4 separate regions of the Mus musculus genome follow, and regions 1, 3 and 4 are each linked to region 2. A link is a loop called in an ENCODE intact Hi-C map of the cell type or tissue named here. Cell type or tissue: left cerebral cortex. All regions are shown on one strand. Links, peaks and the distances in the headings refer to the core of each region. The heading gives the core; the rest is flanking DNA.

Region 1 (8,059 bases), core at 2,381-7,380, 64 kb before region 2:
AGGCGTGCTGCCTGGCTGTAGTGTGAAAAATTAATCAAAACAAATTTTCTGGGACTTCGACTGAGAATCTCATACACCTATAAAGCAGAGATCTCAACTATGACAAAATCATAAGTCACTGTGTGAGGAGGCTTCTAACTAGGCAGCTTACAACTCTCAGGCAGAGCACACAGCAAAGTAATATAGTGATATCCTCAAACAAAAACAGCAAAGGCCCTGTCTCCACCTAGCACTGGTTCCAAGCAGCAGGAAAGTAGTCATAGGTAGCACGGCTCCACAGACTCAAACTTTAAATACTACAGGCCAAACAAGGTAAACAAAACCTCAGTTGCTTTTTCTTCTAAAAGATTCTCTGTAGCATCTGTGTGCTGCTATCACTCACTCCCTCACCACCTCGCCTCTGCAATGTCTAATGCCATTTGAAGGGCTTGTCTTCTTTTTTAAGATTTACTTGTCTTATGTATGTGAGTGTTCTATCTGCATGTGCACCTGCACGCTAGAAGAGGGCACCAGTGAGCCACCATGTGGCTGTTGGAAACTCAGGACCTCTGGAAGCACAGCCAGTGCTCTGAACCGTTGAGCCATCTCTCCAGTCCCATTTGAGGGATTCTTAAAAAACAAACAAAACAAAAAACTCTTCCTCATTTCCACTTAGAAATCATTCTACAAACCATTAACTCTGCCAAATGCTGTCAGCTCAATATACTCGCTTTCCTGCCAGCACAGTCATCTGACAGCCACCAATTCTAGCTTACAGGCTATGTGGTGGCTTTTGCTATGACAGTAGACAAATGCTGATGTATGAAGACTGATGTTATTAAGCCAACGCCTGCCTAGAGCAAACATCAACGAGAAACTCAAGGGGACCTACCAGCGTGGTCTGATTCTGAATGGTGCCCCAGTTCAGATACCTGCTGTGGACATCAGAGGAAATAGCACTTTCAAATGTCCTAGAGAAGATACCTCAACTTAGAAAGAAAAATCACATATTGTTAGGAACTAAGTTAGATTGCCACTTTCTGTTTCTGTTTGGAAACTTCCCTTATTCTGGTGTGTGTGTGTGTGTGTGTGTGTGTGTGTGTGTGTGTGTGTGTGTGTGAATGTGTATGTATACATACATACACACACACACACACACACATATTTATATACACACACATACATATATATATACACACACATGCGTGCATATATATATGTATGTCTATATAAAATTTTTGTATGAGGATGTCTTGTATACCCTGGCCTAGCACTTAGAGCACTACATGGTAAAACAGGTCTCTGAACCTTACAATAGCCTGAATAACAAGTTCTTTCTTCACATCAACTGCCTCTGAAGACTATATGAAATACCCTACTTTAAGAGAGAGCAAATACACTAAGTTCTGGGAGCTTATTAATATATTATCAATGTATTATTAATGTATTATCAGACTGGAAAAGGCCTGTGTATGGCCTGTGTGCTCAGTCAGTAAGCAGACAGAGCAGTACTTGATGAACGTCCAGACTAGACCAGTCTATAACGTCCAGCAGGTCCCCAGCCACAGCTGTACCTGGCTGTCTGCAGACTCACTGGGCTCCTCAGGGCTCTGCAGAGATGGGTTTGGAAGACTGTGGTCCAGCTCTAAACTCTCCACGGTGGTTTCGTTTTTCCTTTTTCCTTTCTTCTTTCTCTCCACTGGGGTTGGTCCTTGCTCCCTGCTACAAGACATTCAGAATTAAAACTGTTGGGCAGTTTTGAAAACTCATTGTTTAGGCTATGAAATCATACCCTGGAATTCCAGGACCAATGTGGACTTGTGCCAGAAATGTGAAGAAACATGAAAAGAAATACCTGCACGGATTGAGGCAGAATCCACTTTATTCATTCCCCACAATGACTGCCATGGCTATGATTAATGTTACAGGGAAAAAATAGGAATTTCTCTAAAATCTCACTTTGAATTTAAGCCAAAGTCATAACTAGGAAGTTTGATTACTTCACTGACATTAAGAATCACCAAATTACAGCACCCCTCTAAGGAACATGGGAAGCTCGAGCACTGCAATCTGTCATCCTCGTCTTCTGAGCATGTTTTATATAAAAGGCCCAGAGTGAGTAGTAGGAACTCAAGACAAACACTGCCCTTGCCTTTGTGAGCATGGTGACGTCCCCTATAGCCACAGCCCAGGGCAGTATATACAAGATTCACTGGAGGTGGGCAGTATATGCTGCAAAAACCCACCAAGACCCTGACCTGTCTATATGATAAATTCTTTACATTTGACAAACACCTTGAAATACTTTAAGTACTGAAACTCTGCTATTTCGCCAAAGCCAGTGTTTTTAAGTATGATACCAAACTTAGAACTCATGTATCTCTCTTGTCCTTCCCAGATAATCTGATTAGTTTCTGTACTCCTGATTAATCTTATCCTTTATACATACAGCAAGCACTCAATTAATACTTAAGTCTTAAGAATTTTAAGGAATGGATAAGATAGCTACATTAATGGATGGATTATTTGCAGAGGCTGGAGAGATGGCTCAGCAGTTAAGAGCACTAAGGGCTCTTATTGAGGAGCCAGGCTTGGTTTCCAGCACCCATGTGGAGACTCACAACTATCTGTAACTCCAGTTCCGGGGGAGCTGACGCCCTCTGCTGGCCTCTAAAGGCACTGCATACACGTGGTGCACAGACAAGTACAGACAAAATGCTCTTATTAATAAATGTTTAAAAGATTTTTTTTGTAGTTGGGGAAAGTTTACTTGAGTAAAGGCATATATAGAATTCTGAAAAACATTACAAAGAAACACAGCCAAGGCTGGGCTATGATATTCTATTCCTTTCTTAACTGACTGGTCTGGAGATGACAGCTAGGATAACTTGGGAGTTTTTCCTTGAAAAAGAAATAATTTGGGACAGTGGGCACCTGCACCAATACCCCAACTCCCACGTACACAATAAAATAAATCTTAAAAATTATTTTGGAGAGGAGTGGGTAGGAACGTTAATGTCTTTTTATCTACATCATTAAGTCATGAGTCTAACCAGGGATGTGTAGAGAGTAATTGGAGACAAAAATCCTTGGAACTCTCAATTAAAGCTTTCATTTTGATTCTGAAAGCCAGAATATCCACAATTATCAGTTTTAAACTTAAGATAATTTAAATAGGGTCTGCATTGCTTGTAACCAAGAGTTCTGAATAATACAAAGTTCTAACACTCCCTGTTTAACAGCACTGGAGACTGAGCAAAGCAATCTTACTTCTATAATCCTACCTTTTTTAGCTTCTACCTAGAAAAAACTAACTTGTAGGACAGGGAAGGAAAAAGGAAGGCATAAGTTTGTGTGTGTGTGTGTGTGTGAAAATAACCTATTTTAGCAACAAAATGAAACTTGATTCTATAATAAAACATGTATCTACTGTAAGAACACACCCACTATGCATTTATAATATACAAGGAGTTACCAACATACAAATTATATCAAAGTCTAAACCTATCTCTCTAGTGTTCTACATGGCTTCATGAACTAAGATTTTTGGGAATCTTTACTTCCTGTAGTTTTTATTAGATGGCTTTCCAAATAGGCACAACCACAATATTAAATACTGGATAGACGGGATTTCTTAAACTGCTCCCCTAACCCCACCTGGGCTCCCAGGTGTTTTTGAGAAGCACATGTTAGAGTTAGTGCTGCTCTGGTGATGAACGGGTACATGATGTGTCACAGTGCCACACGATACAGGTCTTACATCACAGTGCCATACAATAAAGTTCTTATATCACAGTGCCACACAATTACAAGTCTTACATCACAGGGCCACACGATTACAGATCTTATATCACAGTGTCACACAATTACATGTCTAACATCACAGCACCACAATTACAGGTCTTACTACTCTGTGCCATCCATTTGAGGTACTGAAGAGTATATCTATCAAAGCACATTATTTCAAGTAGTTCCTCATCCCATTTAAAATATTAAAACCGTCCAGGCAGTGATGGTGCAGTGAAAACTGTTGCCTTAGCGGGCAAGAATGAGCTACAATCATTAAACCAAGGACAGCTCCTGACCCTGGTCACAGCATCCATTGACAAGCAGAAGTTACGGACTCCAGCACGGGACCATTATTCCACTGTAGAAACAGCTCCTAAGAATCTCAACCCAGCATCCCCCCAGGCTTTGATACTCCCACAAGTATGCTGCCAAAATACAGACACTACCCTGAAATGGCTCATTTGCACATTTCATTCAACTTTCATAGTACCCACATTTAATTCCATCTATAAATAGAGAACAGATTTGGCACAGAAAATAAGGACACTGGTTAAAAGGCACTTGTTTTGGGTACAGATGCAATCTGCTGTAGACAAAATCGAGCCAGATCTGTGCTGTCTTGGAGGCTTTAACTGTTAAATCTGCACCAATGAAACAAAGACCAGCATAAGTTGGAAATAATATAATCAAAACTGAACAGAATCACAAACGTCTAAGATGAAGATGCAGTGTTTTAACAATTAAAAGCAACTAAAAATAGAAAACTTAGTTTACAGAAGGGTTTCTCTTGTACAGCGAAGGCAGTTCTATGCACTGCATCCTGCTTCCGACAACAACCCAACTCAGACCTTTCACCAGTCAGTCACGCTTGACTGTTTAAGCAATAGCTCCTGAAATCTTGATAAGGAAATCACTAAATTCAGATCTTCATATAACTTAGCCTCTCGGTACTCAATGTATTTTGTTGTTGTTGAATTTTTAATTTGGGAACTGTTAAAAAGTGCCATGTTTTACTATGTAACTCGGGCTAGCCTGGCAATCCTCCTGCCTCAGCCTCCAAGGCCTAGAGTTACAGGCATAACCATAATGCCTAGATTCAGATGCTGATGCTTTAAATTTTCATAAACTGCTTTCTGAGAGTTCCTTATTCATATGTCACACGACAGTTGGTGCAGTGGTATTTAAGCTATCTCCAAAGTCTGTATTGTTACAGTCCTGGGGTTCCACGCTTTCTAGGAGAAACCAACACAGATGAGAAGGCAAAACTTTTAAAGTGTTACTAAGCTTACAAAAATCTGCTCTAGGTTGACAAAGCAAAACAAATTGGGAGAAAGGCTGAAGCAGAGAATGGGGGCTAAGCAAAACAACCACAACACCTCCTCTTTTTTAGCTTTTTATACTTAGCTAATGTTAAATACATAAATGTATGCCTGATCCCCACAGCCCACCATGATGAAATTTCATTTGGGAGTACAATTTTCAAAGGATAGTTAAAGAATCTGCTACACTTTTAGGACTACAATTTTCTTAGGGCTCCTCTTAAGAAATGATCTCTGGAATGTAGTCAGAGAATTCCTTTTCTTAAGACGCTATCCCAGCTTTCCCTAGACACAGCAAAATCTGAGAGCAGGAGAAAAAGGTGGACAGTCCTCTCCGTGGGCCAGCACACTGATTAATTTCTTGCTTTTCAAGGATAAAGAGAGACACTCGGAGGTGAGAACACACACTTTGCAAGCATGATGATCTGGCTTTGAAGCCCCAGAACTCACAGAGAAAGGCAGGCATGGCTGTGCATACCTTTAACTCCAGCATTTGGGGACAGAGAAAGGGGGCCTAAAAGGCCAGATAGAGTTCAGTGAGATAACCTCCACCTCAAGTCAACACGGCAGGGAATGATAAAGGAAGACATTTGTCATTCCACTCTAGTCTCCACGTATGTGTGCACAGGTATGTGTACTTGGGACACTCAAGGACATATACAACATGCACACACACACACACACACACACACAGAGAGAGAGAGAGAGAGAGAGAGAGAGAGAGAGAGAGAGAGAGAGAGAGAGAGAGAAATGAGTCATTCTGACATGCAAAATTTCAAAGCTAGGCTCTTGCCTTAACCAACAACAGATTCATATCCAAGTTTCTACTAGTAACCTCTAACTTGGTGTGATGGTTTCTATACTTGGGCCAGGAAGTGGCACTATTAAGTAGTGTGACCTTAATACCCTCATCCTAGCTGCCTGGAAGCCAGTATTCTACTAGCAGCCTTCAGATGAAGATGTAGAACTCTCAGCTCCTCCTGCACCATGCCTGCCTGGATGCTGCCATGTTCCCACCTTGATGAAAATGGACTAAACCTCTGAACCTGTAAGCCAGCCCCAATTAAATGTTGTCCTTATAAGAGTTGCCTTGGTCATGGTGTCTGTTCACAGCAGTAAAACCCAAACTAAGACAGAAGTTGGTACTGGGACTGGGGTATTGCTGTGATAGGCCTGACCATGCTTTTGTTTGGAAGAATGTGAATTTTGCAACTTTGGATTTGGAAAGCAGTTGAATGCTTTAAATGGTGCTTAATGGAAATCTCAGAAGAGACTTTGAAATTTGGACTTTTAACTTTGTTGAGACTGCTATAGACTATGGGGGACTAAGTTGGACTAAAATGTATTTTGCATTATGGAATGTTTAGGTATGGTCCCCATAGACTCATGTATTTGAACAAGCCTATGGGGGCCAGGAAGTGGCACTATTAAGTGGTGTGGCCTTGTTGAAGTAGGTGTGTCACTATGGGCGTGGGTTTAATACCTTAGTTCTAGCTGCCTAGAAGCCAGTCTTCCACTAGCAGCCTTCAGATAAAGATGTAGAACTCTCAGCTCCTCCTGCACCATGCCTGCCTGGATGCTGCCATGTTCACACGTTGAAGATAATGGACTGAACCTCTGAACCTGTAAGCCAGCCCCAGTTAAATGTTGTCCTTATAAGAGTTGCCTTGGTCATGGTGTTTGTTCACAGCAGTAAAACCCCAACTAAGACACTGAGTCTTAAAGCCTGGTCTCTTGTTCAGGAGCAGACAATCTAAAGAGCTACACACAAAGTCTTCAGGTACTCACTTCCTTTGTATTGAGTAGGAATCCCAGAAAACTAGAACACTGGACAAGTTGTGCTTTACAGAAAGAAGCAGACATCTTCAAGAGGAAGTCTCTTAGGAAAAAGAAAGTTCACAGGCACATGAAGATAAATGTAAGATGCAAAAGCTGCCATTAAGAACAGCAGCACCTATTATACCATGAACTGTTCTCTAAAGAAACCTTTCTCAATTGCTAAAATCTGGCTTCCCCCAAGGAACTGGAGATCTCTCATCAATTTCATGATTCCACAGGATCCAACAGCTTTTTTCATATGTGTTTACATATGTATAGCACTGTGTGTAAAATTGTACACACATACCTGTTATGTTTCCTTACAAAAGTAATCTTAATCCTCCTTGGGATAAAAGTACAATAATAATAATATTATTATTAATAATAATAATATAAGCAAGTTATAGTAAATGAAATTTTAAGTTCAGAGTCAATGACAAAGCCAAACAACTTCTTGGAGGGATTTGTCTTGCTTAGGCTTTATATCCTTAAGGGGGTCAACAAAACACTCAAAACAATCTGGAGAAAGGAGGAAAATATTGTTTAAAGACAGCTTTCCCTACTCTGGAGTTTTGGATTCTTATCCTGAAAGCTCTAAATATAAATCACTATTAATATCAACCTTTAAAAAGGTTGGTAGATACTGCAGTCACTATTTAGCTCCAGGACACACTCAATTGTTGCTTTCTGCCTCTCAAAGCAAATGAAATCATTAAAAAAAAAGAGTTGGAATCATTTTATTCCGTCAAAGAAGACCACTGAGTATGCAAGGTCTGTGGAAAAGGGGCTAATTCCTACAAATTTTTTTGATAAGGGATCTTCTACTTTCCTTTTTGACCTTAGTCATGGAAACCTGAAGATCTGAGAATGAGGTGCATCAGTCTGTTGTCCTGGACAACTCACTTATCTTTTATTATTATTTCTTAAACATTTTATTTTTTAAATTATGTGTATGGTCTGTGCATTTGAGCACAAGTGCCCAAGGATGAAAGAAGAGGCTCCATATCCCCTGGAGCCTGACTTACAAGCAGCTGTGAACTGTCTGACATGGATGCTAGGAACGGACCCAGCATCCCCTGAAAGTATAGAGTATGAGCTTTTAACCTCTGACCTATCTCTTTATTTCAGAACTATCTTTAATTATAAAGCAGAAA
Region 2 (8,059 bases), core at 1,749-6,748:
CATGAGAGCTTGAGAGATTGCTCAGTGGGTAAGAGTACTTGTTACTCTTGGAGAGGACCTGGACTCGATTCCCAAAGGGCACAAAGATGGCCTGAAATTCTCTGTAACCCCTGAGTACTCACAGAGTACACATTCATACACATAATTTTTTTTTTTTTGTGGTTTTTTGAGACAGGGTTTCTCTGTATAGCCCTGGCTGTCCTGGAACTCACTTTGTAGACCAGGTTGGCCTCGAACTCAGAAATCCGCCTGCCTCTGCCTCCCAAGTGCTGGGGTTAAAGGCGTGCGCCACCACTGCCCGGCCATAAAATATTTTTTAATTAAGTCATTCATGATTACAGAGGGGAAAAACGTTCAAAGTTAAAAAAAAAAAAAAAACTTCCAAAAAGGAGTTTAAGTCATGTCATATGTGTCTTATATATTCTAAAGGTCCCAGAGTAGAGTAAGAATGGTAAAGGACATAAAGAGCACTGAGGGCACACAAACTCTACCACAAGCTATAGAAACCAACAAACAAGAGGTACTGCAAAGCATTTGTCTCTGGATTTTATCCAAACCATTTAGTTCAGGATGGGAACAGCAATGGACATTTTAAAATAACTCTATTTTACTACCTTCAGGACTTTTATGGAAGTAGCAGAATTTCTCATGAGAGTATCAACGCCTCCACAACACAAACAAAAGAAAAGAACATTCTGGCAGGGGAAGTGACTCCATTCTCCCTCTGCATGCCATGACTGCTGTGCACTAGACTCTTCTGAACTCCGAAGTGCACCTCGGGCGGGGAAGGCGGGCAAGCCGTGCCCTCGCTGTATGTCCCCCTTTCGGTGATAGATTCTTGAAATGGAAAAGCAAGCCTGATGCAGACTTAGAAAGGCATGGTTGTTGACCTCGCACCATACGACTAAAACAAGACGGTACACTCAAGCTTCTGAAGTCATCTTTGGATCCAAAGGAATTACTTTGGATCTGGGTTCAAATTCTACCCAGAGTTGGTGGCCTTGAACATGATACTTCATCCCAGTGAGCTGCTGCCCAGCTTCATGAAATGGTTAGAAAGCAAAGGCATTTACACCCATGGCCCCTGTCCTTAGCTGAGTGCTAGATGCACACCGGGTATCTCTCCAATCAGTGCTGGTTCTCTGCTGCTTGTCTCAAGTGTCTCACATTCCACTGCAAATAAAATATTCCTTAAGGAACAGACACCAAACCCTAACTATTACTTTATGTATTTTGGAGTCCGCAGTATAATAATCTGGTATAGGAAAATGCAGGCAACCCCAGGAAATCCACTGTAGCTTTTTACTCAAACTAAATCACAGCTTTTATGAGGGATGGAAGTAGAAGAAACATAAGTATTTATTAAGAACCAAACTATTGCAGGCTTTGCAATAAGCAGTACAACCACTGGGGAAAAGGGACTAAAGAAAGCAGTTTCTTCATTGGATGTGGATACCATCTCTGTCCTGTAGCAAAGGTATTTCTGCAGGGAGAGACTGAATCCAATAACCTATTCAAAGGGCACATGTAGACCCACTGGTCTTTCCCAACAGACTTCCCACATAAGTTGGAGGGCACATGCAATGACAGGACAGGACCCCGCTCCATGGTTTTAACACAAGAGAAAATGATCACAAACTCGGTTGGGATTAAGCCATGCTTCCAGAAAACCAAAAATATTTTTTAAATTTAAACCAAAGAATCTTCAAAATATAGTGGTCTCAGGACATACTGTTTCTGATTAACCTTCTGCGATATTCAGCTGGAAAAAAAAAATCACAAATTTAATGTGGTTCCTAAAGAGATACAGCCCTGCTAAATATTCTTTGCTATTTGAGACAGTTACAAGGAAAGTATACTGATAAATACAAAGAAATCTCCTGCAGATCTTCCTGAAATGGAAGGCCTAACTCTGGTTCTCTCACTCCACTTCTAACTGGTTTTTCAACTTCTAGCCTGAAGTCATATACTGAGAAGAGTCAGGGGCCTCCTATTACACCACTATAAAAATAATTATAAAGATACTTGAAAGTTGTGGTAGAAAGGGGGGAAAAGAAAAGAAAACAAAAAATAAAGATCGTGACTCCAGAGAAACTGCAACATCGGAGACCACAAAACCAATGTCATTTCACCAAGACAGACTACATACACACACAAAAAAAAAACCACTTCAAACTACTTACTATAAGCAGAGATTCCCAAACAACAGAGTGAGGGTAGGGATATGTACAGGTTAGCTTTTTGTGTGTGCTTGGGTAAGTGCGCCTGTGCACATGGAGGCCAAATGTCAAATGTTTCTTCCTCAATCTTACTACCACATTTTTTGAGACAAGGTCTCTCACTCTAGAGTTTGCCAATTCAGCTAGGTTGGCTGGCTGGCCCACAAGCCCCAGAGATGACAGGAGTTAGCCATAATGCCTGATTTTTTAATGTGGATGCTAGAGATACAAACTTGAGTCTTAATGCTAACATGGCAAACACTTTACCACACAGGCCATCTTCCTAGTCTTTGGGTTAGTTTAAATACAAAACATTAATAATCCATCTATGAAATCTTGGGACAGAAGGAACTCCAAATTAAGTCACACCGCTTCACATTTTCCCAGGCCCTTGGTTAAAGGGATGGATACACCCCTTATGTGAAACCACCTGCTCTGGTTGGCATAAACCAGGCTACATGACAACTCATGCCTAATCATTTTATCATACACACATCTCAAATCCTTCTGTTGCCAGAGAACCACAAAGTTCACAAAAAACTCTCTCAGAGGCTGCCAACCTGATCTTCCAACTTGGCTTCCAACTAAACTACTGTGCTACCCACAGTGAATGAGACAGACCCGCTCACTCCCTTACAATAAGTCAAGCACTCAGAGCTCTGAAAGAAAGCATGGTGTCTGTCCAGACTTTTCCAAAAGCACCATAAGCAGATCCCCATGGAGTATGCCAATATGAGGGCCTACTGGCATGGTATTCTTATATACCATTTGGGAAATAATCAAATCCTAGGCAAAATATTTCAGACACTCTTGAAAACTGTCAATATTTAAAATATCTATTTTCTCTGTTCATGGATCTGTTACAGCAGAAATGAACAGTTTCTTGAGGGGTGGCAAAAAAGGCACAAACAAGCCCCGGAGAAAGATGCTCAGAGATGCCAGAGACTCTCTAGAAACCTTGGCCAGATTACTAATGGTCTATAAAGCCTAATTTGGAGAACACGGGCCTACGAGCTCAAAATTGAATTATACTGCCTTATTAGATCCCACACTCGTGAAACCACAGTCATATTAGTCATAACTGAAACTAGGAATACTCTATGTACACAAATATAAAGTGCATGCTTATGCATTTTTAATTGGATCAAATAAAACTGAAGCTGCAAACAAACTCACATTTCAATTATCTCACTAGTGCGGGGATTTCCTAATAACCTCGTTTTAAAACCCAAGGAGCTGCCAACCCCTCTCCACATCTGACAGGCATGGTCCCTGGAAATTTTAGGAAGGACATTCCTCCGTTACTTCTCAACAGAGAAGAGAAATAAATACCCTGAAGGAAACAGATTTTTTTCTTTTTTTTTTTTTCATATTCCCTCTCTCTAATTTCTTTGCAAGCTCTAACATGCAATCTAATAACGCACCAAACTTGGCAGCGGGGTAGCTTGGTGGCTTGGAGTCTTGAGGGCTCAAATTTTCGGGGGCGAGTGCGCGTTAGTGCGTGAGGAGCCGGCCGGAGGGGCGCGCGACCCGGGGACGCGCCGGGGCCCCCGCCCCCTCCCGGAGCAGCAGCCTGGCACCGGCCCACCCTCCTCCACCCCTGCAAACAGACGCAGGACGCGGAGCGGAGCAACTTCTCCGCGGGGGCGGTAGCGGCTGGCGGGCGCGGGGGTGGCCCTCACGCGCCGTGGGCCGCCGGGGTCCCCTGGGAAGCCTTGGCAGGCCCCGCCCCGCCGCAAAGGCCCGCGCTTGGGGTCTGAAGCAGGACCCCAAGCCTGGGCGCGTGGCCCCGCAGTGGCGCTCTCCCAAGGACGGAGGGCGGGCGGCCAGAGCGCGCGGCAGCCGGGAGGGGCGGACGCCAAACCCCTCGCCTCAGGCCTCGGGGCCCTCGGCCTGGCCGAACGCCCGCGGCCGCGCTCGGACCCCTGCCCGGCCGGGCCTCGCGCCGCCGCGGCCCCTCAGCCCCGCTCCATTCATAGGGCAGCCCCATCCCGGCCAGCGGGGCGGAGACAGGGTCCCCGCGGGCAAGCCCAGCTTGTCGGGGCCAGGCAGGAAAATAAAAAGTTAAGAGAAGAACTTACCTAAAATGGCTCCTGCAGCAGCCAAAATACAAACAGCTATTATTTGGTGAAGTTTAGCTCAGACACCCTGCAAGGACACCCTAACCCAGCTTGGGCCCGCCTTCCCTGCCGCGCTATTGGGTTTCGCCTGCCCAAAACACAGGTTCATTGGTCGTGTGGGCTGCCGATCAGACAGAAGCCCGTTTCAAGCTTGCTTGCAGGAGCGAGTGATGGGCTTGCTCCATTGTGCTCGTATTTGCATGGATGTGATCGCAGCGGTGATTGGTCGATGTCGGAGCCGCTCCGCCTCCCAGCCTAGATCTCCCCGCCTTGCAGACAGCGCAGCTCCCGGCCCGCCCCCCCGGAATGAAGCGGCCGGGCCGCGGGGGCGGGGCGGGGCTGGGGTCCCGCAGGCGGAGGGGGCGGGGCGGGGTGCTGCGCTCTGTTTTGCAAGCAGGGGGCGAGGACCTGGGCGCTGGCCCGCGGCTGGGGCTCAACCTGCAGGTGGAGGTCTCGCAGGTAGTGGGCAAGCAAGCTGGAAAACCCGGGATTGGCTCTCCGGAGGTGGGAGAAGATGTACTGGGGTCCCACGACGTGAGCGCCCCGCCGGCGCCCAGATCCTGCAACGCGCACTCGAGGAGAGGTGAAGGTCCCAACGGACAGGAAAAAGAAGATGCTGAGAGGCCGAGGGAAGCGAGGAGCCGGGTCGTCAGTCTCCAGCTGCTTATACTGCAGATCCGCCTGGCTCCCTAGCATACTAGGAACGTCTTCCCAGGGCCCTGCACACCCCGGGAGTTTTCCAGCCCTGAGGATCCTGCAGCGCATTGGATATGCTTCAGTAACATCAGGAGTGGAACCATGGTGTGTTTATTTTCGGGCCTATCTCCACTACCATCCTTGTAGCATCCTCAAGGACAGGGCCTAGCATATGACAGAGATTCAACCAATTGTTGTCTTCCGTAATTCGTTTTTTAGCAGCTAATTTTTAAGTGCCCACTAAATACCTGACATTGATCTGAGACGGAGGATGTAGCGGTCAATAGGACAAAGCCCTTGCACTCACCGAACAGGCAAAGGAAAAGCAATAAATAAAATAAATAAATGAACACAGAGGCAGGTAGTGATAAATGCCATAAAGAAAACAGATGGCGGGAGGAAGGACATCAGACCAGAGATGGGGGAGGAACAATTAGGGCAAGGAGGAATTTAGAGCCTATCCTGCCTAGCTAAATATTCCTCATAGCATCCTCCCTACTCTGGGACCTGGTGATCACTTTTCCTCTTCACTCCTGCCTGTCCCATCTGGAGTGTTTCCCCAGTGAATACTTAAATAAAAGAAGAAGAAAAAAAAGTCCAAAACTGGCTGGACTCTGACTTTAAAAGCTCACTTTATCTTAATTAAAGCAGGAATGATCTGAGTCTGATGACTCCAAGAGCAGTTTGTCAGAATTGTTTAGGATGAGGGTGGTATGAGTGTGTCAAGGGTAATCACAATGTTAACAGAGCCTTCCTGTACTCCCTAAGAGAATATGTTTAGCTTCTTAGAAGTCCTGGTTGTCTTATGTCTTTCAGCCAATGGCCCTAATTCTCTTCTGGGTCCTGCTTCTTGTACTAGCTAGTTTTATGCCAACTTGACACAAACTAGAGTCATCAGAGGAGGGAGCCTTGATCAGACTATAGGTAAGCCAGTAGGGCATATTTTTAAATGATTCATGGGGGAGGGCCCAGCCCATTGTGGGCAGTGCCACTCCTAGGCTGGTGGTCCTGGGATCTATAAGAAAACAAGCTGACCAAGTCATAAGGAGCAAGCTAGTAAGCAGCACCCGTCCATGGCCTCTCTATCAGCCCCTGCCTTCTGATTCCTACCCCTTGTGAGTTCCTGCCCTCTCTGCTTTTGGTGAGAAGTGTTACATGGGGCTGTGAGAAACAAAACCCTTTCCTCCTCAAGTTGCTTTTGATCATGGTGTTTCATCACAGTAACAGTAATCCTAGCTAAGGCACTTCTTCATTTCTTGGACTACCCCAGTAATTTGTCTAGTTTGAAAGTGCACATCACATAGCTGTCTCACCTGCCACCTTTTTCCATTTGTTTCAAGGATGGCCACAATGTGTCACAGCCCAAACTTTCTCCTCTTTCCATCTTTCCTTAGCTATTAAGTATCAGCTATGTCTGTAGGTATTGTTTTTATAGATACAAAGATAGAGTATTAAGGCAGACAGCATCCTGGTTCAAAGGGAGGCTTGCAGTCTGGAGACAAGACAGAGAGAAGTACATCCCAAGAATCGCCAATCCTGCCAAGCTGGTAGCTAACTGTCCTTGCTCTGGCCTCTTAAGAGATAGCTTACTTACCTTCCTATCCAGTTTCTGCAACAACTAATGGACCAGAAAGCTGGTAGTCAGACCCAGTCAGCCCAAATACCAGGATCAAGGGTTCTAGAGCTTTCAACAGTACTCAAGGGGGCTGACATCTATGAATTTATTCTGTCCGGGATGAGGCTGAGGAAATAAAAATTGGGCAGAGGAAGAAGCACCATTAAGCAGAGGCATAGAGACTAGAGAGATTGTTGGGGAAGGGCAGGAGCTGGACAGAACGGAAAGGTAGACTTGCCTTGCCTTGCCATTCTCAGAGGCAAGTCAATAGCATAAGACACAAAGACACAATGTGGGGTGGTCAGACAGGGAATCAATAGGAGTCCAGGATGGCTTCACAACCAAATAGAATAGAATGTGTGGGAGCAAAGGAAGTGCCTGAGGCTACATTCAGAAGACAAGATACTGCAGGCCCAGCCATGAAAGAATAGGTCTGCAGAATTGAGAAGCCGACTCTTCAGCACTTTGAAAGCAGCTAGGGCCCTACAGGGCAGCACTCTGGGAAGAGGCAGCAGCTAAGCTGCATTTTGCTGAGTTCTGCCCAGAAGCAGAGGTTGGTTTTGTGCTACAGGAATGAGGTGTGAGTGTAAGGTAGGGATGAAAAGCAAATTCAGAATGACTTTTAGTTTGGCCTGCTCTAAGTGTGGTGGATAGTTTCTGCTCTGAGATTATTCTCTAAGAAGCCATGTAACATGAGTCTCGGCATTGCCTGTGTCGTAGGGAAAGAAAGGAAGTTGACTCACCAGCTCTTCTTTCATTGGGCAGGGATTCACATCAGTTAGTCATGGCTACATCCCAAGCAAGCTTCTGTGGTGTTCCCAAACGCGGTGTCAACAGGGACCCTGGAAGGAGGGCCATGAGCCAAAGCGCTATCAGGGGCCACATGTGTGAAGTCAGATGGCCCACACCCAGAGCCACTTGCCACTGCAGCTGCAAGAAGAGTCAGTTGATACCATGAGGCTATGAAGGCCTAATACAAAGGTGAGAAAAGAAATATAAGAATGCCTGTACCATATAGTAATACATCCATACCCATGGTGTCCCAGGAGAGAAAAAAAATGTTACAACTCAAAACAGTAGCCTCAGAAAGACTTCCTGCACTTCCAGAACTTTCTGATGATAACTCTATAAGGAGGAGGTGGAAGATATTTGGCTGTGTTCTCCTGCCTCCATTCTGTTTCCTCCATTAGAACATGAGCTTCTTCATTGTTCTTGTCTCAAAATCTATGGAAGAGATAAAGAGGCTTTTTTTCACCAGGCCATTTCATTTTACCCTGAAAACTTACAGCAAAATTACTCCGAGTAGGCCCATCCAACTGACCTCTTGAAAAAATGAATCTTGGTAGAAATAAGATTTGTGTCACTTGTGGGCATCCCCTAAACACTCCTGTTGGTCCCCCAAGCTCACT
Region 3 (8,059 bases), core at 2,028-7,027, 69 kb after region 2:
AGACTTAGAACATGAAATATGTGCTTGAGAATGTAGACAACTCTTGTGAAAGTATCAAGAGCTATGTATGCTTAGGACAGACACACCCTTTTCAGGATGTCGTTTCCTTTGGGAGGAGGGAATGAAATCAGGATGGAGCTTAAGTACAGGTGAAATGATTTTCCTTTCTCCTCCTCCTCCTCCTCCTCCTCCTCCTCCTCCTCCTCCTCCTCCTCCTCCTCCTCCTCCTCCTCTTCCTCCTCCTCCTCCTCCTCCTCCTCCTCCTCCTCCTCCTCCTCCTCCTCCTCCTCCTCCTCCTCCTCCTCCTCTTCTTCTTCTTCTTCTTCTTCTTCTTCTTCTTCTTCTTCTTCGTTTTAAATTAGATTATAATAATTACACAAAATAATGGGTTTCATGACATTTTCATGCAGATGTATAATATACTTTCATCATTTTCAACCCCAACTCTACTCTCTTGTTAAAGCTTTGCTTCTTGAAGTAAGAATGGACAGCAGTCCATTCTTGTATGCAACCTGTGTTCTTTTTTTTTGTTTTGTTTTGTTTTTTCAAGACAGTGTTTTTCTGTATAGCCCTGACTGTCCTGGAACTCACTTTGTAGACCAGGCTGGCCTTGAACTCAGAAATCCACCTGCCTCTGCCTCCCGAGTGCTGGGATTAAAGGCGTGCTCCACCACGCCTGGCCTGGGTTCTTTTTAACTTTATTGATTTATTTATCTTTTTTGAGACAGGGTTTCTTTGTGTAGTTCTGGTTGTCTGGAACTCACTCTGTAGAACAGGTTGTACTCAGAGACCTGCCTGCCTCTGCTTAAGTGCTGGGATTGAAAGAGAGTGTCATATGCCTGGCTACATCTTGTATTCTTACTGTTCAGGAATGTGGAAGTGAAGGAAAGAGGAAAGAGGAACTGGAAAATAGAGTATAGGAGATATCTATATATCTATATATCATTACACTCACAGTTGACCTTTTAAACTAAACATTATAACTACTCAAGGAAAAGTCAATACTATAAAGCAAATATAAAGTTTGAGCAAAGGAGTAAAATGTACCCTACTCCTTTGAAAATTCCGTTTTTAGATGCTTTATTTTTGTACTATTCAAAATATGGTGCTCAGACAAGTGTGGGTTGATGAATTGGACTGCCATGAACTAAATATAAAATTGAGCCTGAGTGTTTTGGAACTTGCACTCCAATTCTAGAGTGATTTTTAAATTTAGGTTGGGTCTACTAATTTAAACGTGGGGCTATATATATAATATTTTTCTAGAAATATTTATTTTGGTTTTCAAAAATGTTTGTATGTAATGAATTGATACAACTTAAAAAAAAATCAACTGATTGTGTACAAATAGCTTGAGGTGCTGTCTTCAGGTTTTATTGGTGAAGAGACACCATGATCATGGCAACTCTTATACAGGAAAATATTTAATGGGGGCTTGCTTACAGTTTTAGTCCTTCGTCATCATGGAGAGAAGGATAGCAGCATGCAGGCAGTCTTAGTGCTGGAGAAGGAGCTGAGAGTCCTATATTTTGGGCCCAACTTGAGCATATGAAAGCATGTCTCCACAGTGACACACTTCCTTCAACAAGGCCACACCTCCTCCAATAAAGCTGTACCTATTTAAATAAGGCCACACCTCCTAATGCTGCCTTATGGACCTATGGGGGCTATTATTATTCAAACCACCACAAGTCCATTATTCTATTTTATTCAAAATTGATGTCTATGTGATTTACTTTTCTATGATGTATAGATTTCCTTATTCTTTGGGAATGTTGAGCTCAACTACTAAAATATTAATTTTGTGTGGGATTCCAAAATTGTTCTGGTTTGTTCCGGATATTGCCTTGTATATATAAAGATCTGGCTATTCTCTGCATGCGTTTCCCCCAGAGACCTGTGTAAATGTAGTTGTAATTTCCTGTTCTTGAACAACTTGCCTTTAAATTTAGAATCAGATGGTACAGCTACATGTAGAGGGGCAATAAATTAGAATGCATTCAGAGCAACGCCTCTTGTGATTAACTACTAACTCACCACTTTATTCTGCTTTCTTAATTATATAAAATATCACATGATGTAGGAAAGTGATATAGAAATGCTTAAAGACATTTGAGAGTCTTTAAATATTTTCTCTTTGTATGATAAGCAGGCTTCATGCTTCAGGGGAATGCGAGTTACACATTAATAAAACATCATCATCGTATGAACAAAAGGAAGCTAATCTTGTCTCCAGTGCTTGGCAGCATACTTCCTGAGAAGTTTCAGGCTGTGTAGTCACCATCATTGCTTTATAGCCTGTATGACTGCGGTGGCCCAGTCTGCTTGGGAGTCAGGCACTACAGAGGTGGTGCAGTCGGGGATTCTAATATGCTTGAGACTATCAGTTGGGATGTCTTTTTAGGCTCAAGGAAGAAAAGAAACTTCTTTTTAAACATTAAAATTTGAAGTTGGATTACGTATTGATACACCTGCCACTAATCAAGGGAATTTGGGGAGGGGGGCTAAAATCCTTTAATTTTATAAAAATCTGGGGGGAAAAAAACCATTGCTCATGCTTGGCTTTTCATCAGAAACAACCATTCTCTATCATCACGCTTTGGAAGAGGCCTCACCCCTCCTCCCCATCCCCCAAACTCATCTGTTTCAATGTATCATTCGGGAGTCGGCTGCTTTTCTCTCCGTTTCTTGTTTCTCTATGTATGTTGTGTTTCTTTTAAACTTTAATATTTTTTCTCATCTCACCCAGTTTCCAGTCTAGTTTTACTTTGTTCTGTCTTTCCTTCCCGTGCCTTTAGAGGACAAATGTGAAGTGTAAGATGTGATGGAAGTCAGCAAAGACAGGGTTTCCACAGCCTGTGTTACTATGGTTCTCAGCAGCCGCTCTCTCCGTTCACATTTACCTTCCTTCCATCACAGTGACCACCAACAGATGCATGAAGTAAGGTTTTTAAAAATCTCTCCAACCTGGTTGGTTTAGCACAGTATCTTATTGTGTCCTGGTTTACATTTTCCTGGTGATAAAATGGTCACTTCATTTCTTCTTCTGTGACTTATCCTTTACTTAATTTCCCCCTCAGTTTTAATTACTGATTTATAACTTATTTACCTGCCCACTGTACTCTGGGACATTGGTTTCAGTGTTATCAACATGTTAGATTAGGTACTGCACTTTCTGCACGAGGAAAACCTAGCCTACTCAAGTCAGGTTATTGTACTACTAGGTGTTTGGCGTTCCAAAAAGGTATTGAGGTATGCACGGATTCCTAAGATCTAGGCAGACTAAGGGGCAAAATCCAAGAGGAAACTGATAAATGTAATGGATTTAGGCCTTTCACTTTTGTGAAGTCAGTCACACACAGTCATGGGTAAGACTAAATGGTAAAGTGAGAACAGGTAGTGGAAAAGTTCCCGAAGACAAGGCGATCTGGTAGACCATTAATGGCTTCTTCACTAACGTTATAAAGCAATTAGAGCGTCTCCATAGCTGCTACATAGGCAGCAGCTGTTAAAACAGCACGAGGAGGTCCTATAGAGTCTGTAAATTATGGAGAGTCGGGACTAGAGAGACTATGCAAATGCGGAATGGCCGAGGAGCTGAGGAGGCCGATCTAGAAGTCCAGTCTAGGCACTGGTGGATGCCACTTGCTCTGAGCCCAGGATCTACTTACACTCACAGTCAGGTAACAGCAGACGGCGGAGATCATGTGATTCAACCTAACCCACCTCTGTTTTTAAAAGCGCATTCCCCGGATTCCTAGAAATCGTTTTGAAAACTACATTTCCCAGAAGAGCTTGCGGCTTTTAGTTCCTCTAGAGGCGAGCAGTGCGTGGTTTCCTCAGAGCCTTTAGGAGCATGATAGACTGTGAAGAAGAGTAAACTGTTTTTTATTAAAACATCTCACTTTTAAGCAGGGGAAACAAGCTGGAGCCTTTGCTCAGAACCAATTTGCCTCGAGGCCCCCTGGGAAATGTAGTAACTAACGTTGGCTTGTAGTTCTGTTGCGCCCTGGTCTTTTTGCTGCAGCAGGCAGAGGCAAGAATCACTGCAAAAGATTGGTGGTTGTCCACGCTGGTTCCTCCCTTCCGCCAGAAGGCGCTGTGGAAGAACATCTGCGGGTAGAGACAGGATGTCCCAGAGCAGGGGTTTTCCTTCTATCCATTAATCTTGAGCGTCCCCAGGCTTGGGTTTCTAGTAATCACCTTTTAGAGAGACTTACTAAGAAATAGAAAAACTGTGTAAAATGAGCAAATAATGGCCCTAAGTTACGCCCGCAACACTTGCTGTTCTTGGGAAGCGCTGTGCACATGAGATGGGGAGAAGTCATTTTAAAGTAAAGAATTGCAGTAGGCAGTAACTCCCGCTGTATTGGAGAGGTGGCTTGTCTTTCAGATAGGTATCCCTTGGGTGTTGTCCCCAGCCCCCCAGGCTTGGAAAACCTCCATTCTGCCAAGCTGCAGCCGTGTGGTTCTCAGTTTTCTGAGGGATGAATAAAGAGTTATTGGCCTGCCCAAGCTAGACAGAAGTACAGTTAGAACTCCGCACTCTCTGAACTAATCTGGCCTCATACCTGCCCAAGGAGCTATCTTTTCTCATTGTGTTGGCTGGCACATTGTTATTTTGAGCCTTGATTTTCCTAGCTGTACTGGCTCATTTATTAAGTACTTATTGAAAATGTAACCATGCTGTCAGGTATTGTGGCGGTGCCTGGGACAACGCTGAATGACCTCATCTACATGGAATTTACAGTCTAATGGAGAAGGCAGACACCACATAATATAAATAAGAAAAATTAAATATGATAAGAAAGAAGTAGGATGCTTTAGGAGAGAATAGTGGAAGACATGCATTAGGTTGAGATCAGAGAGGGAAATTACTTGATCTGAAACTTGAAGGCTGAGAGAATGGGAGGTTTTTATTTTTATCTTATTTTATAAAAAATATTTTAATGGCAGGGTTTCTCTGTGTAGCCTTGGCTATCCTGGAACTCACTCTGTTGATTAGGCTGACCTTGAACTCACAGAGATCCAATTGCCTCTGCCTCCCAGTGCTGGGATTAAAGGTGTGTACCAGCACACTGGGCTGAGAATGGAAATTCTTAAGTAGCCAACAAAGGAGTAGTCCAGGCAGAAGGAACACAAGTGCAACCTGAGCCAGCAAAGAGTTTGATGGTTTGCTGTGACTCACAGGAATCCATTGAGACTGGAGCAGTGAGTAGGCTAAGACTAGAATAAGCAGAAGCTGGCCTCCGTCTCTCCATCCTTGCCTGTTGATGGTTAATGCCTTCAGATGTGCCTGTGAGGGAGTTCCTAGATTGGTGTAACTGAGGTATAAAGATCCAGCCTTAATGTGGGCTGCACCATGGAGGTGACTGTGGTCCTGAGCCACGTAGAGAGGGAACATGAGGTGAACACCAGCATTCATCTTTGCTTCTTGACGGCAGATGCAACTCACACTCTTCATCTTGAACCTTCCCTGCCACCATGGACTGTACCCTCAAACTGTGAGCCCAAACCAACCTTTCCTTCTTCCTTAAGTCACCTTTTGTCAGGTATTTTGTTAGAGCGATGAAGAAGCAAACAACCTATTGCCTCTTCTAAACTAGACAGAGACATTCTCAACACTCACCATGACGGTTACAGTTTCAGTGTGGAGTATCCCCAGAGGGCTCGTCTGTTAAAGGCTTATTTCTCAGTTAATAGAATTTAAGGAAGGAGCTACATCCCCAGAGCTCTGACTAACCAGTGGTTTAATCCCTTGATTAAGAATACAACATTACCGAGACGTGGTTGAAACTGGCGGGTGAGTCTGATTTGAGACAGGTCCTCAGGGGCAAGTTCTTGGGAGTTATATCTCACCTCTGACTCTTCCTAGGCCTCTCTCTGCTCCTCAGACACTATGAGGCAAGCATCTCTGCTCCCTCATGTCTTTCTCCATGATGCTCTGCTTCACCCCAGGCCTGGAAGCATGGAGTCAGCTGACCGCAGCCGGAGCTTTCTTTTTTTTTTTTAAGATTTATTTATTTTATGCATATGAGTACACTGTAGCTGTCTTCAGACACCCCAGAAGAGGGCATCGGATCCCATTACAAATGGTTGTGAGCCACCATGTGGTTGCTGGGAATTGAACTCAGGACCTCTGGAAGAGCAGTCAGTGCTCTTAACCACTGAGCCATCTCTCCAGCCCCTCATCTTTTTCTTTTACATTGTTTCAAGTCTGTGTGAAACTTTGTAACAAAACATTGTCGAACACAATGATTTTACTGCTTCTTTAGAGACTCTTTGACCCTTACATATTTTATTTTAGATTCCTTGGCTTGTGCCTTTTAAATCACTGATGGGCAAGCCCTCCCCTCTCCTGCTTGCTATTCACACTTCAATTCAGTCGTTATGTCTTGGCTTAACTATCACCTCGCTGTGCCCTTCTCCCTGTAGGTTCTCAATTGACTTATCATCCTTCCACTATATAATTACTGGTTTGTACACTGATCTCTCCCACGAGGAGGCAACGGATGTCTCCTTTCAGGGATGTGTTTTCTGTCTCTGTGAGATGCAGAATATAAGCTAGACAGTTGGAATTTTTGCAACAAAAATCCATTGAGAGAAAGAGTGGAATAGTTAACCACATCTTTCACCTGGCCCTTGATGAGAGGGTGACTTGTGGTTTCTGTCCACAGCAGGTTAGAGATTGGTATCTTAAAGAGCAAGGAGGTGGGGTGGCCTCAGTGGTGTAGCTCAGTGGTAGATTGCTTAGGCATCTTGATAAGACCTGGCCTCCATTTTTCATGAACACAAAACAACAAAAGGAAGGCTGGAGCGATAGCTCAGTGGTTAAGAACACTGACTGCTCTTCCAGAGGTCCTGAGTTCAATATCCAGCAAGCACATGGTGGCTCACAACCATCCGTAATGGGATCTGATGCCTTCTTCTGGTGTGTCTGAAGACAGCTACAGTGTAATCATATAAAACAAATAAATGAATCATTAAAAAAAAAAAACAACAACAACAAAAAGAAAAGCAAAAGGGTGAAAACAGAAGAGTCACTTTCACCATGAGTCAGATACTGTCTCATCTTCTGTCTTATGTAATTCATCTAACAATTGTAGGGCTTAGCTCCTTTTTGCTGGATAGAAAGCTAGTATCTACTTGTGTACCCAAAGACTACCCAAATAGTAATTGGGAACATAGAACAGGACTCTAGGTCTATCCGGACAAGGGTTAAACCTTACAATGTTACCTGTGTTCCTCTTGCTCTCATTTGGACATTTTTTAGGCAGAACAGAAACCTGAAAGTTTAAAGACTGAATTTCAGATGCTGTCAGTCTTTGCTGTGTCCCTGGACATCACTCCTGGAACAATCATGTAGCACCTCTGTCACTTTCAGAAGAAATTCAGTGACTCAAATCGGTCTCTGTTTCTGTCCGTATGTGAAACACCCAGAATGTCTGATAGAACCTAAGAGGCGGCACGTCCTGGAAAGAACATTCTAGTGCTGTTTCATGAACCTCTGAGATGACTGACAAGTTCTGTCTCCGTGCTCTATGGCATGGGAAGATCTGAAAGCCCTACGTAAGACAGCATCTCTAACTCTTCAATAGTTTCTGACCTCCACGTGTTTCTAAGACATTTAACCAGAGAAATCAGACTTGTTGGCTAGGTCTTCAAAAGCCACCCCCACCCCCTCCCCTGCCCATCCTAGGTCCAAAGTATGGTCAGCTATAGTTTAAGCTGGGTGGAAGAACACACACACACACACACACACACACACACACACACGGAACGGAATGTATGTGGCTCAGGAGATGGCCAGTGCACATTTGTGACTGCGTCTCTACTATCCTACCTGGACCCTGGCCCAGAGCAATTGCTGGGTTAACCCGGCAGATGAATGAATTGATCTTTTCTGTCTCATAGGCTGAGGCCCTCCCATTTACTACAGTTGGCCTCTAGAGTCTCTCCTGCACACTTTGAACTGATGAGTCTCAGCCAGTCAGTGAAGCTTCATGAAACCGGGGCTCCGTAACCGGCTCTTCAATTTTGACATGTTGGGATTGCGTGT
Region 4 (8,059 bases), core at 1,152-6,151, 55 kb before region 2:
GAGGGAGAGGGAGAGAGAAAGTGGGGAGGAGAAGGAGGGAGAGAGAGAGAAGGGGAGGGAGGGAGGGAGAGGAAGAGGAGAGGAGAGGAAAGAGAAGAGAAATCAAAGGTTCAAAGCCCTCTCTGGGCTACACAAAAGAGTATCAGTACAAGTTAATGGCCTACAGCCCTAAAGAACAGACAAAGCCTGGGTCCCTATTTCTAAAGAGGTGGTCACCCTTATCTACCTGCCATTCTCCTACCAAGGGACATCTCTTGGATTTCTAAAGCTCAAGACTTCACTGTCCTCCATGTTAACAGCCTGCAAAAGGACAAGAACATCTCCAACCCACTCATTTATTCAGTTTAATTACATCAAAACCACACTCTTTTCATTTAATGCTGTAAGGTCTTCATTAATCAGAATCTTGATTTTGATACAACAGTTGATATTCAATTTTGTTTCGTGAAACAACTCCCTATTTTCCTAAAATAGAATTTATAATTTATGTTTACATATTATTAACTTGTTTGATATCTTATATAATGTCAATATGAACTTTAAGGAGCAGTCATAAAAATGTCAATATAAGAGCCCACCAGAATATGGGTGAATTTAGGTAAGTACTCTGTGTCCTCCAAGTCAGAGGACAGTTTTCCAAGTCACCCCAATTCTCAAACACTCGCAAGTCACTGTGGTTTTCTGTTAAGACTAAAATAAGTAACTCTACTAATCTGACTTTCCTTCTTCAAACATTCCTTTACCTTTAAAAAAAAAAAAAAAAAAAGTAAGCTCCCCAAAACAACATACAAGGGAAATGATTGGCAGAAGCAAAAATTACCATACCATCCTAACTATGTATTGGCGATCAGAGTATCCTTCCAATGTTAAATGAGAACTAAAGCCTCTAAGATTTTCATTAGTCTGGATACCGATTTTACCTGCCCTTCTAAGGTGGACAGTATTTTATAGCTACTCTGTCAGCTCTTGGATAGATAAAAATGAAATCCCGGGGGGAGTGAATATTATATATATAATACAATATTTAAGCTTAGATTAAGAATTACCCGTCGGGTCCTGACAAACTGTCCTTCCGAAGAGGAAACCAGTCACAAAGCAAACTTGAAGTTGCACTTAAAATCCTTTCTAAAACATACCTCCGTGTTCTGACCCGAGACAGACAGATAAGTGACAGCCTCATTATGCGTGTTCTCAGCATTCACATCAACCCCTAAGACTTCATGGTCTGACAGGAAAGAGAGACAGACACCTTGCCTCTATATTCACACTTCAGAAACTTGAGTTCTTTGAGTTAAGGCATATACATTCTTTTTTAATTTTTTTCAGAAAGTCTAAATACAACGCTATGCAGAAGTAACTGTATACAGACAGCAAATATTAACTCCTGTGTGAGGAGTGCGGCTGCTGCACGTTCTCTCCTGCTATGCACTATATGGTGAGTCTATGCCTAGGCCTCTGACCTACACAAGTCATATGGTCTTCTCTGGCCTCATTTATTCAGCACTGCTTCAGCAGCTATGAAGAGTTATGGACTGTGCCAGACACTGAACTAGAAAATTAGATCAGAAATGGCCTTGCAATACAGTGTAGAGCCTGGGAGGAAACTCGTGTGTAGAGTTCTGTCTGCTCGTACCACTGACTCCTGGGGCTGTGTCCTCTGCTTCTGTGCCACTGCTGTCTACGTGTCCTTGCTTTCTGATCCAGGGTGTCCTATGCAATACACTTTAGACAAGTTAACATTTAAACTCTGTTGTTGCTGTAGTTTATTTCATTTGTTTTTTTGGAGACAGGGTTTCTATGTGTAGCCATGACTGTCATGTAACTCACTCTGTAACCAGGCTGGCTTCAAACTCAACAGATCAGCTTCCCAAGTGCTGGGACTAAAGACATGTGTCACTACTGCCTGGCTTAAATTCTTTTAAATACAAACTGAATACAAAGAAATTACATGGCCAGGAAGTAAAATAGGGTTCATTTTTGGTTGACTGCTAACAGGACATAAAGAACACAAACACACCATATGAAGAATGCTAAATATTAGGAACATAGACTAAAAAGGACCACTGGAATCTGAAGAAGGTTAGCAATTCTTGGAATTTCCTAAAAGCAAAGTGTTTTTGAAGTGTGATTTTGGAAATCAGAATTAGAAAATAATTAGAAATTAGATAATACCACCTGCCATCAATGCCAGAAGTTATGTAAATAAGGTATACAGCTTGGGCCAGCACAGGTATAGTCAAGTCAGGCCTAGGGGTTGGGTTAATGGCAAAGGCAAACAGCCCCATGAAGGCAAGGGCAAGGAGGAAAGCACACACCTGGCCTTCTTGGACTTTGTCCTGGATCCATAATCAGTGCAGCTTCTCTTCTCTTTACCTTCCTTGGTACCGGAGGCCTCCCGGTGCTTCCGGGGCTTCTTGACACCGTCTTTCTGCTTTGTCTCCTTGGGCTCCTTGGCTCTCTTCGGCTCCTTGGCCCTTCTGGGTTCTTTTGGCTCTTTAGGTTCTCGCTTCCTCTTTGGCTTAGGCTCTCTGTCCTTGCTTCCCTTTGTCCCCTCTTGCTCCCCTGGCTCCTTTTTCTTCCGTTTCTTCTTTACTCCAGTACCTCTGCCTCCACTATCCTCCATCCCATTATGGGATGTCAATTTCCTAGAAAAAAGGGTGTCAGCTTCCTCTTCAGTAGTATAGAGGTTCTTATGGGGCAGACAATGATTGGCAGCTTCTTCAATGTTCTCTCCCTGATCAGGACTGCAATCGAATGGTGACGGAGATTTGTAGTCAAAGTTAACAGAGGCATCCGACATTGGGGAGTGATTCAAAGCTCTTAACTTGGACAACTGTGAAAGAGAAAGCAAGCACATTACTCTCTCACTGCTCCACACAAAGTGTGCGATTAGGTTTGAAGACATAGATTTAGTCAGTAAGAAGTGAGTATCTGAGTTGCTACTAAGTGTTAGTTCCAGTACACTAGGCCTTGGGATACAGTAGCAAGCAGGACACAGCCATCTGTGGCCTTATGCCGCAGGATCATGGTGCTGATAATATGTCACAAGTTAGCCCATGAGCCGGTAAGATGGCTTATTACAGGCAAAGATGTTCCTGTTCAATTTAGGATCCATGTTCAATCCCCAGAATACTTGTAAAGGTGAAAAGACTTTATAAAAGGTGAAAACCAATTGCCCTGCAACCTCTGCACACTCACCATGGCATGCACACCTACACAAACAGATCACACACACAAATTCTTATTTTAATACATAATTAGTATATAAAAATCAGGTCAGAGCACAACTTGTGGGAGTACGGATCCTGGGCACTGACTTGTCAGTGTTGGTAGTTTGCTTTTGACAATAAGTAAAACTAGGCCTGTTCAGCATGCTATTGAATGCTACTTGACTCAGTCCCAAATACCTCTGGCCACTTGCAAAAATCAAACTACCCAAATAGAAGGAAACTTTCCTGTGACAGATGCCAGAAGCGTGTCACAGGAGCTGAGGTAGCACCAGAAAGGGAACTTCAAAGCCATTTCTGAGTACAATCAAATATAAGCAGTCTCTCAGTGAACAATTCTAAGGAAACAATTCTTTAGAGGTAGACGTTTCATCTCATACTTTCAGTCTGGTAAGCCAAAAAGTACCTGCCATTTCATAAGCAAGATAAGTTGGCAATGGTTGGATAATAATGTGGGTGCTAGCTCCAGGGACACATTCATTCCTTAATCTAGAACAGAGAATGGCCCAGGGGAGCCCAGGAGAGCCAGCTTTCCAGGAAGATGGTAAAACTGCATTCTGGTCATAGTTTAGAAACAGCACCATTTGTGAGTGCTTGCTCTCCTATTAAAAGGCCTGGCAAGTTATAAACCACAAATACTTGCCCAGGTGGTGTGGCTTCCCTCCAGTGTGCTGGTTCCCCAAGCTGTACCCACACTTCCTGGCCCACGCTGGGAAAAAAACATTGTAAATTCGGCCTCATGTCACCCTGTCTGCTTTTTCTGGTGCCCTTTCTCAGTCTGAGGCTCACAGCATAGCACTTGAGATTACTGGGGGAAAACACCAAAGAAAGGAAAGGTTTTTCTTTTGGATCTTTACAGTAAGTGAAGTTCTGCTAATAAACTAACCTAAATCCTGTGGGCAACAGCTGCTCTTACAACACTCAGTGCTTTCAGAAAGGAAGGAATTATGCCATGTGCTTGTCCTGGGAGTATTAATGAAGTCCATGCCCTAGACACCTGGACCTTAGAGATCAAGTTTTCTTAGTGTGCAACAATGGGTAAACTAGGATTGTTAAGTATTCAACCCTAACAGAACATCTATATCACCTCCTGTGGGGCTTGGGAAAGAGCTCAGAAAAGGGAGTAGGAACAATTTAAGAGTTGAAGGATGGAGAAGAATAACACAAAACAACAATCTTCTGGACATGACACAGTTGCTGCACCCATGAATTCACAGCAGTGTTAGCTACCTGCCTGAATAAGCCCTACCCCTACCCCAGGAGCTGTAGGAAAACAGTTACTGATTGCTGGAGGGAAGGGGAGTCTTAAGTGGTACAGTCACTAGTGCGTTGCCTTTGTTCAAGTAAATAAATTCCTGTCTGTACTCATTCGGGCAATCCTAACCTAAAAGAAGAAAATAAAAACATAGTGAACATAGGAGGAGGACTTTAGAAGAAAATTTGATGGGATGGGGAAGGGATAAGAGAATAATGGAGAAGACTTTGATCAAAAATCATTATGTGTGAAAATAAAAAATATTTTTTAAGTGGAAGAAATTGAGAAGTAATTTGCTTATTAAAGAGGCTTTCAAGGCCTAAAAGACTAAATCCCACCAAGATAGCTTGTTCTAGGTCAGAGTGAGGCTGCCATGACGGGGTCTCTTTACTCACGCAGAAAACTTTTCAAAGATGGAGGTAGGCAGTAGCAGAGAGAATCAAATCCAGAGAAAATATCTACAGCAGCTGCTAATGTCCAGGGCACAAGGTCTTAACAGAAATACTAGGATGACATAAGGCACAGGGCCTGACCTCTAACCTCTACAACCATCTAACAAGGTCAGTGTGAAGGTGCCCAGTCTATAGAGGGAGAAGTGGAAGTGGAGATTGTAAGGAATGTGCCCTGACCATACAGCTAGTAAGTGGAGGACTGTGGATGTGAAATCTGACAAACACTGATGTGTATTTTCATGACTTCCCAGGGAGCCATAAGAGGTTATTAGGTCACCAGCCCAGCCAGGTGAGACTTGATTAAACATATTAAATATGAGTATATACACTGCTTTATTAAATATGAGTATATACACTGCTTTATTAAATATGAGTATATACACTGCTTTGGGAAAGGTCAGGTCGTCTTTACTAAGCTAAATATACACCTACCTGCAAAGTTTCACTACCAGGAATCATAGATAATTATTCAGGAACAACCCCCCCCCCCAACCCACCCCTACACACCCTAATTTTACAGATGAGAGATAAAACAACTTGCCAAGGCTAAGCTCCTCAAGCGACAGGGCTGGTGCTTTCCAAAGGGGGAAGAGCACAATTATTTGATGTTGAAAGGGGAAGTGGCAAGTATTAGTAAAATAATTTTTAATTTAAATGTTGGGGTTGTTAAGACAAGGAAGCATTTTTTGTTTTTGTTTTTTGAGACAGGGTTTCTCTGTGTAGCCCTGGCTGTCCTGGAACTCACTTTGTAGACCAGGCTGGCCTCCAACTCAGAAATCTGCCTGCCTCTGCCTCCCAGTGTTGGGATTAAAGGTGTGCGCCACCACGCCCGGTTTATGGAAGTATTTTTTATGTTAGGAACTTGGAAAAGATTCCTGAGCAGGAAAAAAAATTGACACAAAAACATTTCTTTTATGTACTTCTGAGACAGGAGAGACAAAAAGTCTGAGAACAAACTCCTATGTCAGTGTCTCCACTCTGAAATGGCTCTAACAGGAACAACTCTAGAGATGGTAGACCACAAGGGACCAACAATAATTTGCTTCATATTACCAACTTAAATAGGGGCAAAAGCCTAGGAACAAGGTACAAACAGAAACAGAAAGGGGCTGTTAAAAGAACATAAACCAAGTGGTGTTCCTTTGATTTAAGCTCATTAACCCATAATACTCCTCAAAAACAGTTAAATGAACTACATTCATCTTAATTAAAAAGGTTTAAAAACAAATGAAAAGATTACAGTCCAAGGCAATGGTTCTCAAATTAAGAAAAGTTCATTTAGTCCATTATCACAGGCAAAAGCCTAGGTTAAAAGAAAAATGTACACACAATGTATGGGTGTATGCATACTGAAGAGGAAGCTGATGACCTTTCCCTAGGACACTGATGTCCCATAATGGGATGGAGGATTGTGGAAGCAGAGGTACTGGAGTGAAGAAGAAATGGAAGAAAAACAGTCCAGGGCAGCAAGAAGGAACAAAGAGAAGCAAGAACACAGAAGCTAAGCCAAGGGACGAGGAGAGACCGGGAACTGAAGAGGGCCAACTTGGTCCGTTCTTGTCAGTGAATCCATCAACATTTCCCCTCCCTCTCAAGAGGCTCAGAAGTCTTCACCCTGGGGCTCGAGTGCCCTGCTCCACTCATGAAACTCACAGGCAACGAGTCAGCCTCCTTTTACTATTCAGGCCTTTACTCTGGGCTCAAGTGCATAGTTCAGATACAAAACCAATAGAATGATTGCATTGGGCATGCGTGGGGTAGGGAGTGTCCTGTAAAGTATATTAAAACGCAAAGAGAGAATGTGATGCTTGGAGGAAGGAGTTGGAGAAAGTCCATTTGAAATCCTTTTGGCTCATGAAGACAATGCTTTAAACTGCTAAACTGAAATGCAAACTAACTGAAGGTCTGTGGCACCAACCCTGCTCTGTCAGATGCTGCTGCCAAGTCTCACCATCAATTGTTCACTCGCTCACGCTATCAACTTGTTAGTCTTCCTCACTCACTATTTTCAACCAAGGGCTATCTATGATCCAGCAATCTGTTCTGGTGGTCAATGCCTTCCTAAAGACCTGAGCTCGCCTTCCTCTCTGAGAGGACACACTGTGCTAGGAACATGGCAGCAAGCTAAATCCACTATACTTATTCTAGTTCACCCTTTGCCAGCACAAAAACTGAGCACTCCACTCCAGGCCTCCCTTTTGTCCCTTACTCCTAGGTCCTTCCAGAACTTGCCTATGCTTCCATGTGGAGTTCTTTGACACAACTTGGCTGAGCTCTTAAGTTCTTTGGTGGGGCTGACTATCACCTGTGTCTCTATTCAATACCAGACCACTACCCTGCCACCCACATTGTAAAGTCCTGCTCTCCTGCGTCATGTGCCATTCTCTACCCTAACCCTTCTGTAAGCAGACTACACACTTCTTTAGAAGACCATTTAAGTCACTGCAGCATCTGGCCTGAAGTAGAACTTACATACTTCTTGCAGAAATGTGGAAAACTCAGCAATATTTGTTTACTGAATAAGTCATGTCCACATTCATTCAAGGAAGAAAACATGGTTTAAGGGTCTCAAGGTCTGCGATTCCTAATTGCTCTTCCTGATCATCACCTTTGTATTTTCTCAAGGATGGAAAATGTCAGCTATGTCTGCTAAGTATTTGTTCACGGAAGCAAAGCTCTCCCAAAGTCACCAAGTCTATATTATTTCCCGATTATAGCTCCAAGTTTTAGTATTACTTTTTTTTTTTTTTAGGTTTTTTTTTTTTTTTTTTTTTTTTTTTTTTTTTTTTTGAGACAGGGTTTCTCTGTGTAGTCCTAGATGTCCTAGAGCTCACTCTGTAAACCAGGCTGGCCTCGAACTCAGAAATCCGCCTGCCTCTGCCTCCCAAGTGCTGGGATTAAAGGCACGCGCCACCACTGCCCGGTAGTATTACATTTTTAAACTGGATTAATTGATCTAGATTACTAAAGTACTTACTATTTGTATATCAAATTTCATGTCTGTCATATTTTATACCTCTTAGTATCAAACAAGGAGATTAAAAAAAGAATCAGCATAGGTCTGTTTTCAGTGAGGTAAGGCTGTGTCCCCTTAAGTTATTTTCAACTCTAAAAAGCTGGGCTCT

What was found. Peaks named below come from ENCODE experiments on the same cell type or tissue, not always from the same donor. Only the 100,000 strongest peaks of a DNase experiment are listed, where the experiment ranks them.
Region 1: it touches region 2 in a loop (2.3-fold over the local background); 5 of 42 quality-filtered maps call a loop at or near these places.
Region 3: a loop joins it to region 2, with 2.5 times the contacts of the local background. A loop is called at or near these places in 10 of 42 quality-filtered maps.
Region 4: it touches region 2 in a loop (2.3-fold over the local background); 5 of 42 quality-filtered maps call a loop at or near these places.

Annotation. Positions count from the first base shown.
Region 1 is chr2:161,040,432-161,048,490 of GRCm38, forward strand. Chd6 (chromodomain helicase DNA binding protein 6) reads right to left here. Exons shown (of 37, transcript NM_173368.3): 4 at 1,554-1,701. Among named protein-coding and RNA genes, the nearest start is that of Chd6, 65 kb to the right of the region's middle. In left cerebral cortex, for the core only: a CTCF peak has its summit at 2,648 (motif pointing left); DNase peaks (open chromatin) are centred at 4,265 and 4,941.
Region 2 is chr2:161,104,689-161,112,747 of GRCm38, forward strand. It overlaps Chd6 (chromodomain helicase DNA binding protein 6), which reads right to left and starts at 4,398. Exons shown (of 37, transcript NM_173368.3): 1 at 4,301-4,398. In left cerebral cortex, for the core only: a CTCF peak has its summit at 4,747 (motif pointing right); DNase peaks (open chromatin) are centred at 2,756, 3,256, 3,805, 4,486 and 2 more places; H3K4me3 peaks cover 2,762 bases; H3K27ac peaks cover 2,302 bases.
Region 3 is chr2:161,173,877-161,181,935 of GRCm38, forward strand. No RefSeq gene overlaps it. Among named protein-coding and RNA genes, the nearest start is that of Chd6, 69 kb to the left of the region's middle. In left cerebral cortex, for the core only: a CTCF peak has its summit at 4,092; DNase peaks (open chromatin) are centred at 3,791 and 4,011; H3K4me3 peaks cover 1,116 bases; H3K27ac peaks cover 947 bases.
Region 4 is chr2:161,050,073-161,058,131 of GRCm38, forward strand. Chd6 (chromodomain helicase DNA binding protein 6) reads right to left here. Exons shown (of 37, transcript NM_173368.3): 3 at 2,316-2,833. Among named protein-coding and RNA genes, the nearest start is that of Chd6, 55 kb to the right of the region's middle. In left cerebral cortex, for the core only: no CTCF peak of the experiment used is centred there; a DNase peak (open chromatin) is centred at 3,910.